Regions from separate parts of the Homo sapiens genome. Here region 1 is linked to region 2. Evidence: chromatin contacts called from ENCODE Hi-C or POLR2A ChIA-PET data. All regions are on one chromosome and are shown on one strand. Each heading gives the region's core, a stretch centred on a gene start or an enhancer-like site at or near the end of the contact. The rest is flanking DNA. Distances are from core to core; before and after follow the strand shown. Region 1 has its middle 24 kb from the start of TSEN15. Region 2 holds the start of TRMT1L (tRNA methyltransferase 1L).

What was found. A loop is a pair of places that touch in the nucleus more often than their neighbours do. ChIA-PET counts read pairs that join two places held with the same protein, here RNA polymerase II (POLR2A). Pooled maps may share reads with other maps.
Region 1: a loop to region 2 is called in a pooled map, with 2.3 times the contacts of the local background. The contact joins the enhancer-like site here to the promoter of TRMT1L in region 2. A Hi-C loop is called at or near these places in 1 of 168 maps with a recorded cell type or tissue (CD4-positive, alpha-beta memory T cell), 2 of 37 single-sample maps with no recorded cell type and 1 of 50 pooled maps. POLR2A ChIA-PET finds 5 or more read pairs at or near these places in 1 of 52 experiments (H1).

The regions. Positions count from the first base shown.
Region 1 is chr1:184,074,340-184,077,079 of GRCh38, reverse strand. It overlaps a transcript of TSEN15 not described here. Among named protein-coding and RNA genes, the nearest start is that of TSEN15, 24 kb to the right of the region's middle. Within about 2 kb of position 1,444, at least 5 of the 41 ENCODE cell types and tissues checked have a DNase peak (open chromatin) inside an H3K27ac peak, as active enhancers do.
Region 2 is chr1:185,155,471-185,158,685 of GRCh38, reverse strand. TRMT1L (tRNA methyltransferase 1L) reads left to right here and starts at 1,733. Exons shown (of 15, transcript NM_030934.5): 1 at 1,733-2,208. The coding sequence starts at 1,974. It overlaps SWT1 (SWT1 RNA endoribonuclease homolog), which reads right to left and starts at 1,519. Exons shown (of 19, transcript NM_017673.7): 1 at 1,372-1,519. RefSeq lists silencers at 1,127-1,246, 1,987-2,236 and enhancers at 1,787-1,896, 1,740-2,645.

The sequences.
Region 1 (2,740 bases), core at 195-2,694, 1.1 Mb after region 2:
TCCAATATAAGGCCGTCTGTCTACATTTAAAGCCTGTTATTTAATATAGCCACCTTCATCAACTATCTTAGCTAGATTTTTTGATAATTTACTGCAGCTTCTACATCAGGATTTGCTGCATCACTTTGCACTTTTAAGTTATGAAGACAGCTTCTTTCCTTAAACCTCATGAACCAAGCTCTGCTAGCTTCAAACTTTTCTTCTGCAGTTTTGTCACCTCTCTCAGCCTTCATAGAATTGAAAAGAGAGTTAGGGCCTTGCTCTGGATTAGGTTTTGGCTTAAGGGAATGTTGTAGCTGGTTTGATCTTCTCTGCAGACCACTCAAACTTTCTCCATATCAACAATAAGGCTGTTTCACTTTCTTATTCATGTGTTCACTGGAGTAGCACTTTTCATTTCTTTCCATAACTTTTCATTTGCATTCACAACTTGACTGTTTGGCACAAGAGGCCTAGTTTTTGGCCCATCTCATCTTTTGACATGTTTTTCTCACTAAGTGTAATCGTTTCTAGCTTTTGATTTAAAGTGACAGATGTACTACACTACCTTTTACTTGAACACATAGAGGCCATTGTAGGGTTATTAATTGGCCTAATTTCAATATTGCTGTTTCTCAGGGAATAGGGAGGCCAGAAGTAAGGGAGAGAAATGGCAGAAATCCTGGTTGGTAGGGCAGTCAGAACACACATAACATTTATCAACTGAGTTTGCTGTCTTATATGGGCACAATTTGTGGCACACCAAAACAATTACAATAGTAACATCAAATATCCCTGAAAAACAGATCACCATATCAGATATAATAATAAAAAAAGTTTAAAATATCGCAAGAATTACCAAAATATGACAGAAAGACATGAAATGATCATGTTGGAAAAATGGCATCGACAATCTTGCTTGAGGCAGGGTTGCCACAAACCTTCAATTTGTAAAAAACACAATATCCCCAAAACAGAATAAAGAGAATTGCAATACAACAAGGAATACCTGCTTATATTAAAGCAGCAATGTATATCTTTTACCACCAGCACTTAGCCAGAATAGTGAGTGTTCCAGAGCTGGGGTTTATTGCTATGTGATGTGATCCTGAAATTCATTTCAGGATAAATTAGGCTTTTAGAATGAAAAACTAAAATGCATACTTTCATATGGCTAAGAAAAAAAAAAATATATATATATATATATAAAACCCACCCCATCTACCCCTACCCTAAACAGGCTTTTATTTCTAAATATAGATCTACATTTTAAGCAAAGCATGAATCAAGTCACATATTTAATGTCAGTATAATTTTAGAGGCATGCCAGAAAGAAAAAGGGGATGTGAGTACGTAAAACTTATTTATATTTTTATTTATGCTATTTCCTACAGATTGAAAATAAATTTTCAAGAGTACCACTTCTCCAGCTAATCTACTCTTAGTAGAGTCTGAAAATGCTGTGGTTATCTAGCAGTGCCCTCTGGTGTCCAAATGAATTGTTTTAGTTTGCCTTGAGGGAAAAAATAAGCCATTATATAATCAGACACGGCTATAATCAGCATTCATTCATTTGCCAAGTATTTACTGAGGGTTTACTATATGTGAGTTACTGTGCAAAGAGGCAAGATACAGAGATGTATTAAAAAATACATTTCTTGTTCTGTTCTTAAGGAGCCCAGTCTAACAGGGAGACAAATGTAAACTCACTTACAAAATTACTTAAATCACTTTATCTAGTTTTTCATTAAAATGAGACATACACAGCTGGGTGGCCTCCCTTTCCAAAAAGTTCTGGGCCATTATTCATGTTAGGATGTGTCTGGCTGGCTTTGGACAGAACAACTTTGGTGAAGTACACAGGGAACATTCTGAAATAGAGTAAACATCCCAAGACATACAGCAGGATTCAATCCTAGTTTAAAGAGTTGGGAAAGCGCCTTTCACAGCCAACCCCAAAAGACACTTCTGGTTTTGTAGTTATATAGGAGCCCACTGGTCAACAGATCCGACACACAAATCTGACATTATCCTTACACTTCTTTCTGAAAATGCTATTTTTCTAGAATTATAATGAAAGACCTCAAAATGAATCAAACGAGAGACTTAAGAAATCAAGAGACCCTAAGAATTTATCATAAACTGTTTGAGGATTCTTAGACCTGCAAATTTTCCACTAGAGTCACCCAAACACATATTGTTCTGAATAGGTCCATCTTCATGTCCTCTGGGGAAGCAGAGGGAGCCTGAAGGAGTTATGGAGACCTCCCACCAAGAATAAAAGTGAAATTCAAATACCATCAAAGGAAGGAGTCAGGAATGACTACAGATGAAGAATGATGCTTTATACTATTTTGTGATGTTCCTAATTTTCATCATTTTTCCATTCTTGTTATTGTTGTTTCCTAATCAGCCATGAAACCCTAGTGTGTAGGCAGGACCTATGACCTGCTTCCAATCAACAGAATACGGCAAAGGTGATGGGATGTATGTGATTACATTATATAAGGATTATAAGGTCCATCTTGCTGAGACTCTCCTTTGCTGGCTTTGAGGAAGCAACCAGTTATATTGAGAAGGCCCACGTGGCAAAGAGCTGAGGGTGGCCTCCTGCCAATGGCATATAAGCATTGAGCACTCTCAAGAAATTGAAGGCTACTAATAACCATGTGGGTGAAAAAGCTGACCCTTCCCCAGTCAAGTCTCAGATGAGACTGGAGCCCTGCCCAACACCTTGACTGTAGCCTCATGGAGGACCCAA
Region 2 (3,215 bases), core at 484-2,983:
ATGCTTAGAAATTCTTACAAAAATTCCCACAGAATCCAGACACTAAAATCTGACCCTTTTAATCTGGTTTCCAGCTGGTGTTAAATGACATTAACATACTGAATCTAGCTTTCAGTTAACCATCTAGTCATTTAGAAATAAAAAATCATCATGAACGACAGTAAAAAAAAAAAAAAGAAATGAGAACAAGAATTATTGGATGATGCACAGATATAGTTAGCATTTCTGTAAGTTATAGTCAGTGTTATCCCATTTTTAATTGACTGTTGAGCCATGAGTCAACTACACATTCAGGAATACTAGATAAAAGCTGTACGGGACGATCAGTAAAAGGGATTTAGGACTATAACTCACAGAAGCTCCACAGGGATAATCTGTTCCCATTAAACTGGGGAGAGGTTAAACACACACACACACCCCTCCAGATATATACTTCTTAACTATAGGGGGAGGAGTTAATTTCCAGTTAGTGCTTCAAAGTGCCAAATAATCATGCTATCTCTTCCCCGGGGTTCTGAAACAAGTAGGAAACAAATAGACCAAGAAGATTGGCGTTTATCAACTTAATTAACTAAGAAAAGCTAACTGGAAGCGCGCGTCTTGTTCTTGAGACTAAATTGGGCTTCCCTCTCCTGCCCTGATGCCTAGAAGGTTCGGACCAAGCCCAAGCAGGGCAGCCAGAAAGTTCACGTTTTTCTCCTTTCTGTCCCAGTGGATTTATCGCGGGGGGACAGAAGAAAGAAACAAGAAAGGCTCGAATGTCAAGTAGGCACTAAGAGTGAAGGGGAGAGAAGTACGGGGGACAGGGGACTCGCTAGCATATGTTTTGGGGATCTGAAACGCATCAAAATTAAATGCCCCGAAGCTCTACCCACTCAGAGCTCTGGTTATTAAAAGCCTGAAAACAAAGCAAAATAGAGCAAAACAACTAATTTCTATCCACTGGCCACACCGCAGAACTGCTGATACTGGCAACATGAAGACTAAAGCAAAAATAAAAACAAAGGAAAAGAGTGTTCGGGTCACGGTGTAGGTGAGGGTGCGAAATGAAGAACAGACCCTAATTCCAAGTCAGCTGGATGGACAGGCAAGCTCGTCAGCTGCTAGTAAACCGCCGCGGGCCCGCGGGCTCCGCACGAACCGACCAGACCCCAACACCGGGCAAGGGGCAGCCCCGGAGGCAAGCCGGGCCAGAACCACACCCTCCACGGAGCTGGCTCGTCCCCGGACCCGCCCACAGAGTCGCCCCGCCCAGGTCCGTGTGACTCCTGAGTCCCCAGTCCGGCCGGCCGCCCGCCCGCCAGTATACTTGGGGCGGGGGACGAGGGGGAACCTGCCCAGCAAAACGTCAACGCACCCCGCAGTTCCTACCTTACCAGCGCCGGCGGCAGTGGCAACTCCGGAGCCCCAAGCCAAAGGAGAGGGACCCCCGCCTCCCAACACACACACACACCCCGCCCCACCAACTGTATGCCTGCTGGGAAACGTAGTTCTGCGCCCGCATCCGCACTACCTACTCACCGCCCCACAGCGCTCGCTTAGATTTGCATTTACTTCCTCCGAGGCTTGAACTCCGGCCCCGCCCCCAGACTGCGCAGTGTATCCTGGGTGCTGTAGTCTTTGTTCGGTTTGGTGGTTGGCCGGTGGGCCGGAGACGCACCGTAGAAACCGAACCCTCTTACCCAATTGGACGCCGTCCCCAGTACGCTTCTGCGCAGTTTGTGGTGGCGTCGTAACGCCTCGGGGAAAGGGAAGCGGACGGGCATCTGGAATCGCTGCCTCTGGCTTTCTGTTTTCTACTAACAGGATTTGGTCACTGGTTCTTCATCTTTTGTCTGTTGCACGCATCCCGCCCTCCCCACTTGCTTCCCCACTCCTTGGATCCAGCCCTGTGGGCATTCACGTCAGTTCTCTGACCCCGCCGTGAGCCCCGCTCCGGGTCCCCGGGCGGGCTTGGCACGGAGGCGGTAACTATGGAGAATATGGCGGAGGAGGAGCTGCTGCCCCTGGAGAAGGAGGAGGTGGAGGTGGCCCAGGTCCAGGTCCCGACCCCGGCCCGGGACTCGGCTGGGGTCCCAGCTCCGGCCCCGGATTCGGCTCTGGACTCGGCTCCGACTCCGGCCTCGGCTCCAGCCCCAGCCCCTGCCCTGGCCCAGGCTCCGGCCCTGTCCCCGTCCCTAGCCTCTGCCCCTGAGGAGGCTAAAAGCAGTAAGTGCAGAAGGCCCAGATCTTTCTGCTGCAGAAGAGAGAAAGTGCGCCTTGCTGGGAAGTAGGGGAGGCCCTTCACCGGGATGGTTTTTATGGGGCAAGGCAGGTTTAGGAAAATGGTGGGGAGGAAAGAGGGGCCCGTGTAGCGGCTAAAGCAGGGTTACAGAATGGGAGACGGCATCTTCATAAGCCTCGAGGATGTCACGGTGAGGGATATGCGGAGAGCAGGAATGCTGCAGATAGAAGGAAATAATGAGGTTAAGGGCTTTTTCTTAAAAGGGAGTCTTTTTAAGGTACAAAAATAGGAAGTTACACATAATTTGGTAGTTTCCCGCAGTCCAGTCTGCCATGGTTAACTAAGTTCTTTCAAATGTGACATAGTAACCGAGGCAACCTGTTTACGGTAGTAGATCCTAGCTGCCAACATTTCTAAACCATTACTGTCAACTAGCTTTTCTGCTTCGACAGCCACAAGGAGATGAGTTTTTCTCATTTCAGTTTTCTTTTCCCCCGCTAGCAGCTTGCCTCCGAAAAGATTTTGAGGCTGAGTAGTAGTTTAGGAAAGAGTCGACTAAATTTACGGATGTTTTCCCCCATACATAAATACCAATTGAGTTTTGTACTCCATTCCATCAGAAATAGACTGTTGAGAATTAATGGCCCATATTATTGTGCTTCTGAATGTGCCTGCATGTTTTCTAAGTGGTGGTTTATTGGACCATATAGGAATTTAAAAGACTGATGAGTAACACTTTCTTAAGGATCTTCTAACATTTTAAAATGTAAGGTCTAAGAAAGACATAATTTAAGTTCTTTTAACATTTAGTTTGTGGTCATAAGTTGACCTTTATGTGCTTTCTGAATTGGAACTTAAAATAATCTTTAATTCATTATTTTTTCTACTTCTAGGCCAGTTTTGAGTTTAATATTTATAAAAGGTTAGATAGTTATAGATAGGATTATTTTGCAGTTTTGAAACAACATACAAATTGTTATAGATTTCAGAG